Regions from separate parts of the Homo sapiens genome. Here region 2 is linked to region 1. A link is a loop called in an ENCODE intact Hi-C map of the cell type or tissue named here. Cell type or tissue: breast epithelium. All regions are shown on one strand. Each heading gives the region's core, and the rest is flanking DNA. Links, peaks and the distances in the headings are about the cores only.

Region 1 (5,383 bases), core at 166-5,165:
TCGAGTTTTACGGATAAGCACATCTGTGTTCCTTCCCTCATATTGCCACCTTGATGCCCTTTGATTTGGGACCAGGATTTCACTTAATCTTAGTAAAACGACTTTCCTATTCTCCCATTCAAAACCTCTTTTTTTCAGGGAAAAAAGAAGTAGTAAAGCTAACTTTATATCCCTGAAAATAGCTAGTGGGTAAAATTGGGTGGGGTGTGACAGAAAGAAGTCTCCATGTTCTCCCTATAGTAAAAGAAAAACCTGTTTCCAAATTATTTGAACACATTCATGTGTTTGTATGCTCCTTGTGCTTTCTATTGAGCAGCCTTGACAAGTGAGTAACTGGAAAACAACATTGCTGTTTTCCCACTATGCTGTTAGAAAGAGGAAGTGTGCTTCTGAGACAAGGATAATGAAAGCGTAGGACTGTGGCTTCCAGGGCTGCAGCTAGCAACTGTAGCAATCTGAGTAAGCAGCACAATACTTGCTTCCAAATTAATGGAGATGCACAATGGGGAAGATGAGGGTGAGTAAGAAGATGAAGACTCCTTAGGCTGACAGGGCCTCTGCTTTTTGGTCTTTTGTGGATGTGGAAGGAGAGTTAATTTGACTTTCAAAAAAATTATACTTTAGGCCGGGCGCGGTGGCTCACGCCTGTAATCCCAGCACTTTGGGAGGCCGAGGCGGGCGCATCACGAGGTCAGGAGATCAAGACCATCCTGGCTAACACGGTGAAACCCCATCTCTACTAAAAAATACAAAAAATTAGCCAGGCGTGGTGGCAGGAGCCTGTAGTCCCAGCTACTAAGGAGGCTGAGGCAGGAGAATGGCGTGAACCTAGGAGGCAGAGCTTGCAGTGAGTGGAGATCGCACCACTGTACTCCAGCCTGGACTACAGAGCGAGACTCAGTTACAAGAAAAACAAAACAAAACATCAAATGGAAGCAGTGTCAACAACCATTCCATCATTTAGCTAGGAATAATCTCCATTGCTCAGCTATGGTGAATATTGCAAAAGAGGGCATAATTACCTCTGAGATAAGCTGCCGAATCCATTGTTCTACAAGAAGTCATAAATGTAGTTGTTAGTCATCACAAAAATATTTTAAAATAGTACTTAAGGCTGGGCGCGGTGGCTCACGCCCGTAATCCCAGCACTCTGGGAGGCCCAGGCAGGTGGATCACGAGGTCGGGAGATCGAGACCATCCTGGCTAACATGGTGAAACCCTGTCTCTACTAAAAAAATACAAAAAATTAGCCGGGCGTGGTGGTGGGCGCCTGTAGTCCCAGCTACTCAGGAGGCTGAGGCAGGAAAATGGCATGAACCCAGGAGGCGAAGCTCACAGTGAGCCGAGATCGCGCCACTGCACTCCAGCCCGGGCGACAGAGCAAGACTCTGTCTCAAAAAAAAAAAATAAAAAAAAATTAAACTTTAGGCTGGGCGCAGTGGCTCATGCCTGTAATCCCAGCACTTTGGGATGCTGAGGAAGGTGGATCACCTGAGGTTGGGAGTTTGAGACCAGACTGGCCAACCTGGAGAAACCCTGTCTCTACTAAAAATAGAAAAATTAGGTGTGGTGGCGTATGCCTGTAATCCCAGCTACTTGGGAGGCTGAGGAAGGAGAATCTCTTGAACCCAGGAGGCGGAGGCTGCAGTGAGCCGAGATCGCGCTATTGCACTCCAGCCTGGGCAACAAAAGCGAGACTCCGTCTCAAAAAAAAAAATTACAGTTTAGAATAGTTTTATACTCCACCTGTGGCATCTCCTCAAAAGCCTCAATTCCTTGAGCAATGTGGTATACCATAAATGTGGATTATATGGTATACAGCAGGTACCATAGATGTTGATTCCTTAGAATTAGTGGTATATGCATGTGCGTGCACATACACACACACACACACAGAGCCTCTGTCACTCTTGAGATTGTCCTAATTCATTAAGACACATGAATTGAGTGACTATTGTGTATAAGGCCCTGCCTTAGATAGGCCCTGCAGATACAAAGTCATACAAACATGATTCTGTATCTCAAGGGTACCAAGAAATAAATCTATAATTATTTTCAAATACATTGAGTGAAATGATTGGTGCCTTTGAAGATGGCCTGTTTCAGATTTTAAAAGAGCGTAACTCTATCACTCATTAAGAGCTATTAGCAGCCCCCCTCTCCTTTCTTAAACATTTTCTTCTTTCTTTCAGGCTTGGCCTTTAGAGAGTCAAAATTATGTTCTCTAAAACAGCCTTCTCAGTCATGCTCCAGGGTGGCTCCCTTGTTATTTTTATGATATTGACTCAAGGAAGCACAGGCTTTGAGAGCTGGAAGGAACGTTGGATACATATCCCTTTCCCTGTGTTCTCTTTGAAACACGTGTCATGTTACTTTCCATTTCGTTATATATATTGTGCAGCTGTTCAAGTTCTGCAAGTGGGGAAGGTCATTGATATAAATAGGCACCTCACCAAATGAGGAGTGTGCTCCCGGGACCTTTGGAAGAGAAGGACCTCATCCTGTGAGTGCTGCCATTGTTAGGAAGACGGAGATTTCCTGTTCCCCCTCGATCCCTAGGCATTACAAATGGAAAGCGTGAAAAGAATTACAGAAATTGAGGGGAGGCAGAGGACCCTGAGAAGCGAATTCCTTTGTCAAGTTATGTCCTGAGACTGGTTTGATGTCTCCAAGGTTCAAGTTCTTGGAAATGGCTCAGAAAAATGTTTTTAATAAGCAAATTGCCTTGGGGGAGAATACAGGCATGTCTCTCAACATGATTAACTTACTTTAGAAACACAGAAAAACATAATCCAAGGTGTTAATCACATTTCATGAGGTCAGAATATCATCAGAGGTCTGGAGCATAATTTAATCAGGTTGACTGAATAAAGTTAAGGTTTTACCAGGTGCAGTGGCTCATGCCTGTAATCCCAGCACTTTGGGAGGAGGTGGGAGGCCAGGAGTTCGAGACTAGCCTGGGCAACATAGCTGGACTCCATCTCCACAAAAAATAAGTAAAATTAAGGTTGGTATTAACTTTACCTACATTTGTAATACCATACATTTTAGAAATATTGACTGATTTGTTTACTCCAGCATATCTTCCATTTAATGTATAAATGACAGGAATAACCCTCAATTTTTGGATGCCAGAAACAGGACGATTCACAAGGGAAAGCAACAGCATATCTGACCATATAACAACAAAGAACTTATATTTATTCAACAAATTTGAATGAACTTCCACTTTGTGACCATCTCTGCACTCAGTGCTCAAAGCCTTGCTAGTCTTCATCATTCCATCTGTGTTGAAAAACTAAAGAAAAACAGAAGTAGGCCAGGTGTGGTGACTCACGCCTGTAATCCCATTACTTTCGGAGGCCAAGATGGGTGAACTGTATCTGGAATTGGTGGATTCTTGGTTTATGTTGACCTCAAGAATGAAGCTGCACACCCTGGTGGTGTCACAGTTCTTAAACATGGTGTGCCTAGAGTTTGTTCCTTCGGCTGTTCAGATGTGTCCAGAGTTTCTTCCTTCTGGTGGGTTCGTGGTCTCACTGACTTCAGGAATGAAACTGCAGACCTTCAGCATTGAGTGTTACAGCTCTCAAATGCAGCATGTCTGGAGTTGTTCCTACCTTCTACTGGGTTTGTGGTCTTGCAGGCCTCAGAAGTGAGGCTGCAAACCTTTGCAATGAGTGTTACAGTTCATAAAGGTGGCAGAATTGTTCATCCCTCCCAGTGGGTTCACAGTCTTGCTGGCTCTAGAAGTGAAGCTGCTGACTTTCCCTGTGAGTGTTACAGTTCATGAAGGAAATACGAATGGAAACTGAGCAACAACAAGATTCATTGTAAAAAGCAAAACAACAAACCTACCACGGCACGGAAGGGAACTACAGTACGTTGTTACTGTTGGGGCTGGTGGCTTGCTTTTATTCCCTTATCTGGCCCCACCCACATCCTGCTGATTGGTCCATTTGACAGAGAGCTGATTGGTCCATTTTGACAGAGTGCTGATTGGTGAGTTTACAAACCTTTAGCTAGACACAGAGTGCTGATTGGTGCATTTACAATCCTTTAGCTAGACACAAAAGTTCTCCAAGTCCCCGCCCCATTAGCTAGACACAGAGTGCTGATGGGTGCATTTACAATTTTTTAGCGAGACAGAAAAGTTCTCCAACTGCGAACCCGTCTCAGAAGCCCAGCGAGCTTCACCTCTGACTGGAGCTCGCTGCAGGGAGTTTGGGGCACCCAGCCTGGGCAGTCCGGCAGCCCAGAGGAAGCTCCTCCCGGACAACCAAGAGGAAAAGAGGGAAAGCGAGAAAGACGGAGAGCCGCCATCGTGGCCAACGACCGCGCGAAGAAGGAAGGGCGATTCATGCACGGGACCCAGCCTCCAATCAAGCCCAGCAGGCGCCAGCCGGCGGCGCCGAGTGCAGGGCTCGCGAAGCCCGCCGAGCCTGCGCCCACCCAGAACCCGTGCCGGCCCGCGAGCGGTGTGCGCAGCCCCAGCTCCAGCCCGCGTCTCTCTCTTCACACTTTCCCGCCAGTAGAGGGAGCCGGCTTTGGCCTCGGCCAGCCCCAGAGAGGGGCCCTCACAGTGCAGCTGCGGGCTGAAGGGCTCCTTGAGCGTGGCCAGAGCAGACACCGAGGCCGAGGAGGCGCCCGAGGGCTGCTAGCATGTTGTCACCTCTCAGGATCACCCGAGGTCAGGAGTTTGAGACCAGCCTGGCCAACCTGCTGAAACCTCGTCTCTACTAAAAATACAAAAAAATTTAGCTGGTGGTGGACGCCTGTGATTCCAGCTACTTGGGAGGCTGAGGCAGGCGCATCACCTGAACCCGGGAGGCGGAGGTTGCAGTGAGCCGAGATCGCGCCATCGCACCCCAGCCTGGGCGACAGAGCGAGACTCCGTCTCTAAAAAAAAAAAAAAAAAAAAAAAAAAGAAAGAAAAACATAAGTATAGTGGGAAAACACTTTTACAAAAGTAACAAAATGTTCACATGTTGCTTACTATATAAAATTCAGTAGAATGTTGTTTATGATACTGATACTATGCAAGGATACATTACTCAAACATAGAAAAGCTGACAAGATAATAAGAAATTAATAGATTAAAATATAAATGGATATGGGAACCAAGAAGACTAAATGGAAAGCTAGGTGCCAAAATCTCTGATACCCGGAGGTCCTATTTGAAAATAGTCTCTTTAAAGAGGTAATTAAGTTAAAATGAGGCTGTTAGGGTGTGTTCTAATCCAATATGACCGGTGTCCTAAGAAGAGATTGGAACACACAAAGACACCAGGACAGACACCAGTGCACAGAGCAATGACTGTGTGAGGAGGTAGCAGGTGGGTGACCCTCTGCAAACCAAAAAGAGAGGCCTCAGAGGACCCAA
Region 2 (5,383 bases), core at 121-5,120, 720 kb before region 1:
CTTTAAGAGGTGCTTCCCCCAGTAGAAGTTTTGTTTTTTGCTTATAGACATTTCATTTTTCCTGCGAGTCCTATTAGTTGAGTGACTAAAAAATCTGCAGTTTACTTATAGAAGCACTTTTATTGATTAATTCAAAGAGAAGCTTTTACATCAGAAAAAAAGGGACATCAAACACACTAATACATTGAACTTTTAAGTAACAACATTGAGAGTATCATTGGGCCCATAGCAATTTAACTTATTTCAAGTCCACGACTAGAGATTGTTCAGAAAAATCCCTAAAATGTCTATTGTCACCAGCTCTAACTAGTATTGTAATTAGTGTCAGGAAAATATTGCAGATCAAGTATGGGTCCTGCTGGAATCTGTGTAAGTGGCTTTTTTGAGCACGTGAACAAATGGTTTCTGAAATACATGCTTAGAAATATCATCTCTGCTCAGATATCTCACAGTTTTAACATATATTTATTCAGTGATCCTGATAATTTTTTTAAAGTTTTAAAAATAATTTTAAAATTCTAGAGTCTTGTACATATGTATTTTTAACCTGTGAACATGTTATATGAGAGTCATATCTTAAAGTAAAAGATTTTTTAGCTCTTCCATGTGTCGGATATTGAAGTGGGTGCTGAAGATACAACAGGATTGAGGACTGGGCCTGACCTGAGAGGGCTGATCATGTAAATACTGGTTATTATTCTCCTGGGCTGCTAAGCTAGTTGAATCTTAGGGAAAGGTTTTTAAGAGTTGTGCCCTCACTGACATCTGAGATAAGAAATGAAGATGTCTAGTATATTCTTAGCTCAGACACTGGTGAAAAGGTGATTGAAGACTTAGAGGAAATTGAGAAAGGGCTAAAAAGCTTTTATGTGATTCTTGGCATGCAGCTCGTGAAAGATTTTGGTCTGCTCCCTTTTTACTGGCCCTTCTCATTTATCTTAAGTGTCATTTGAAAATGTATGTTTCTTAATGCAGTAATTGTGAAGAGGGTCACCCCAATAACCATATATTATCTTTCCGCAAACATGAAGAAAACTAAGCTACCAACCACCAAAAAAAAAAAACCAAACCCAGGGATTCATGCCTGGCAGCCTCCAGGTCTTTGGAACAGGGAAGATGTAATGGAATTTCCTGTTTTAATTGTGAAGACTTACTGAATTCCGGGGGCATTCTTGACCTTCCCGTAGTTGATTAATCTCTCCTAATTGAAGTCTCCTGACTCATCTACTTTATTTTTAAATTTTTATATTTGGAGAGAATCACTGCTTACTTTTTATTTTTATTTTATTGTTATTTATTTATTTATTTATTTATTTATTTATTTAGGGACAGTGTTTCAATCCCATCGCCTAGGCTGGGGTACAGTGGCACAATCTTGGCTCACTGCAGTCTCCACTTCTGTGGCTCAAGCGATTCTCCTGCCTCAGCCTCCTGAGTAACTGGGAATACAGGCACCTGCGACCATGCCTGGCTAATTTTTGTAATTTTTTTGTAGAGACAGGGTTTCGCCATGTTGCCCAGGCTGGTCTTGAACTTCTGAGCTCAAGTGATCCACCTGCCTCAGCCTCCCAAAGTGCTGTGATTAGAGGCGTGAACCACCATGCCTGGCCTTGCTTACTTCTTAAAATTGTGGAATATATATGAAGGTGATAAAACATACGTAAAACATATGTGCAGGCTGGGTGTGGTGGCTCACACCTGTAATCCCAGCACTTTGGGAGGCTGAGGCAAGAGGATCGCTTGAGCCCAGGAGTTTGAGACCAGCCTAGGCAATGTAGTGAGACCCCATCTCTATTTTTTTTTAATTAAAAAAAGAAGAAATATGTACAATTAAAGAATAATAATAGAAATGAATATCCACATACCCTCTATCTAGCTGAAAACACAGATAACCCATGTTTTAGAAGAGTGGACCCAAAGGAGTGTCCTTCTAAATAACCTCACTTTCCTGATTTTTATGGTTATCATTTCTTTCTTTTTTTTTTTTTTTTAAGTTTTTCATTTAACTATTTATCCCCAAGCAATATATTTTTAGTTTTGCCCTTTTTGGTGAATTAATGTAATAGAATCATGTTGAATATATTATTCACGGGCTTGCTTTCTTCTTTCAACATTATTTTTTTCAGATTCATCCACATTGATGTGTGAAACTGTGGTTAATGTCCTTCCACTGCTGTAAACTGTTGCATTGTATGGAGTACCATGGTTTATTTTTCCATCCTCCAGGTTTGTTTCTTCACTGGTGTTTGGAAAACAACATGGACTCCAAACTCCTCAAGTCACCTTGCCACAGATCCCTTGAGTTGGGGGTTGGGAATTTCCAAATTGTTGGCTTTCCTTAGTGGAAATACTAGATGTTCTCATTTCTGGAGACCTTCTAGAGAATGGACTGTGATGGACTTTTGCAGGGGCTGTTAGCTGTTGACCTGAGTCTCCTGGGTCTGGAGTTAAAGCCCTGTGTCTGCAGGATCTTGTCGATGAGCCCTCCCCTGGGGTCACTCCTTCTAGTGACTTGAAATAAGTTAAATTGGACTTGAAGTGAGTTAAATTGTTGTGGGCCCAAAAATGCTTCCAGTGTTGTTAATTAAAAGTTCAATGTATTGTGTTTGATGCCCCTTTTTACCTGATTTAAAAGCTTAAGTTTCTCTTTGGATTAATCAATAAAAGTACTTCTATAAGTAAACTCTGCAGATTTTTTAGTCACTCAACTAATAGGACTTGCAGGAAAAGTGAAATGTCTATAAGCAAAAAACAAAACTTCTACTGGGGGAAGCTTTGGAGCTTTAGGTAGATTGGGGCCAGCCAAGAGCCCAAGTGGTTTAACCAGAAGCAGGCTAGTCTTCAGAGCACAGGACGACACCAAGAGTTTTTGTTCTTCCCACTCTTGGCTTTCCAAGGGCATTCTCCTCCCTTCCTCTCTCCCCACCTTGATTCTCATCAGTTATTGGCAGATGTTCTGTTCTATTGTGTCCTCACTGAGGGAGTCAGTGAAGGGGCACACCCATTGTCTCATTTTAAAATACCCCAATGGAAATGATCAAAGTGCGAATAAAAAGCTCAGCTGTTTGCATTTATTTTCAAATGTAGAAAAACTTTCTGGAAAGATTGTACTAAGGGGTTACTGGCATCATTGTTATGGTCCTCTGACATTTTTAAAAGTAGGTCTCTGAGTATGTTTTTCCTCCTTCATAAAGTGAAGACTGTGAGTCTATTTTTCTGTATTAGCTGGTTATTGTTACTTGAGATTTGTCAGCTTTCCTTGAAGTGTGTTCCCTTGAACTGGATGCTAATGTTTGCCATGCAGGGAAGAATGTCTCTGCAGTAAAATAAAGTTAAATCAGTTTATTTACTGCACAACTTCTCAGTGCACTTGATATGCTACCATGCTTTGGGAATTTTTAAGTTGGGGGCTTATAGAGGCAGGCATTAAAAAACATGTTTGATTATGGGACCCCCTACTCTGAACTACACTAACATTAGTGTGTCTTGCTGCAGTAATCCTTCTCTGAATATCTTTGGGAAAGGTGTCATTTATGTATTTTTCATTGTTTCCATTGGTTCCATTTGCCTAGTAGGCCTCAGGATTGCAGTGGAATTTTTCCAGTACCTTAAGATAGCATTTATCTTGGAGGATATGACCCTTTAAGGGCAAACTTATTTGCAGTTCACTTTCAATTTACAATGTTTATTCTAAGCAATGCATATTACTTTTTTTTTTTTTTTTTTGAGACATAGTCCTGCCCTATCACCCAGGCTGGAGTGCAGTGGTGCAATCTCGGCTCACTGAAGCCTCTTCCTCCCTGGTTCCAGAGATTCTCCTGCCTCAGCCTCCTGGGTAGCTGGGATTACAGGTGCACGCCCCCAGGCCCAGCTAATTTTTGTATTTTTAGTAGAGACAGGGTTTCACCATGATGGCCAGGCTGGTCTCGAACTCCGGACCTCAGGTAATCCACCCACCTCGGCCTCCCAAAGTGCTGGGATTACAGGCGTGAGCCACCGCACCCAGCCGCATATTACTTTTACATGAAAGTAGAGTGAATAGGTAGTTTTGTAAATTGATGAAAAGAATAAGGTCTCAGCTTTGAAAGGATATTCATTGTCCTTGGAATGGTATTCCAGAAAAGTAGGAAGCTAACCAAAAGGCCCAGACCAAAATTTTCTTTTTAATGTCTCAAGCAGAGAAAGATTTTGTGTATAGAAACACTAATGAAAATGATTGTTCTCCTTGATGATTGTAAAAGAAAAAAGTGTTCTTCCTATCCTCTCTCCTTCCCACCTTTCATTTTTGGTAAGTGGGGGAGAAGTGAAGGTGAAGATGCTAGGAATGCTAATTTACCTTGTATTTTTTTTTTAGACATGTTTCATGACAGGTTTGAGGCCTGCTGATTTGGGCATACCCAGTTGCACCTTTTCATTTCGTGCCTCATTGGAGTATGTTTTCTTCTGTTGGTCACTCCTGTTTTCTTGACCTGGACCATGTAATAGAGACTGGGACGAAAACTACATGTAATTACACCCTTTTGGTCAAAACACTAAAACAGAAACCAAGCAAGCTTAATCCTAAATCATTGAAATTGTCTAGAATCTTTATCTAAAATAAATCCTAATCCAACAAAAAATTTTCTTCTAACTCAACCTGCTGCTTATGTCTTCCCTTCCATGAGTATTTTAATAGAAGTTAATTTTTCAGATCACTGGAGCTTATTCCTTCAAACACTGGTCCTGCACTGTTTTGCTGTATTTCTTCACTGTCGTAGCAGAGCCAGAGGCTGCTGGATGTCATCATGAGCATCCATTATTTTCCACATGGTGAAAGGGGCTTGGGTTGCCCTCAGCTTTCACCTCTTGTCACAGTATTGGGCTGCCAGGAGACACCGTTCGGCTGCCACCCTGTCTCACAGCCCTGCTTGTTAGCTGTCGTATCTGCTGTGTGTGCTGGAAAACTAGATAATAGAACAGGTCAAATCAGGGTAGGTAAAGCAGCCACTGAGTGCATTAGGAGTGGAGACATGGCTGACCCCTTGGGGCTGTAGAACATCTATTTTTGATACTCACAGCTTTCTTACTCTGGATATATAGGAGGGTTGAAGTCTCTGAGAAAAGGAGTGATTACTATTCTCAGCACCATGTGAAACTTAGATGAGCCCTTTGGAAATTTATAATCTGCTAGTTTGTTTCCCTAAGTTGAATATGAATCCATGTTGGATCAGACATTAATATAACTTTTGAAATTCTCTCAATGGTCTTATTTTAGCAGCATTAAGTACATAGTACTTTACCTGTGCAAGACTGGCCATGTATTGGTAATTGTTGAAGAGGGATACTTTCTACTGTTTTGTGATGTGCTGTGATGTTTTGTGATGTTATGTGATGCTGTTCACAT

Evidence for each region. Peaks named below come from ENCODE experiments on the same cell type or tissue, not always from the same donor. Only the 100,000 strongest peaks of a DNase experiment are listed, where the experiment ranks them.
Region 2: a loop joins it to region 1, with 21 times the contacts of the local background. A loop is called at or near these places in 1 of 110 quality-filtered maps.

What each region holds. Positions count from the first base shown.
Region 1 is chr6:17,199,741-17,205,123 of GRCh38, reverse strand. No RefSeq gene overlaps it. Among named protein-coding and RNA genes, the nearest start is that of RBM24, 79 kb to the left of the region's middle. In breast epithelium, for the core only: no CTCF peak of the experiment used is centred there; no DNase peak of the experiment used is centred there; H3K27me3 peaks cover 548 bases.
Region 2 is chr6:17,919,217-17,924,599 of GRCh38, reverse strand. The region is part of intron 2 of KIF13A (kinesin family member 13A); the gene reads left to right. Among named protein-coding and RNA genes, the nearest start is that of KIF13A, 66 kb to the left of the region's middle. In breast epithelium, for the core only: no CTCF peak of the experiment used is centred there; no DNase peak of the experiment used is centred there; H3K27ac peaks cover 1,478 bases.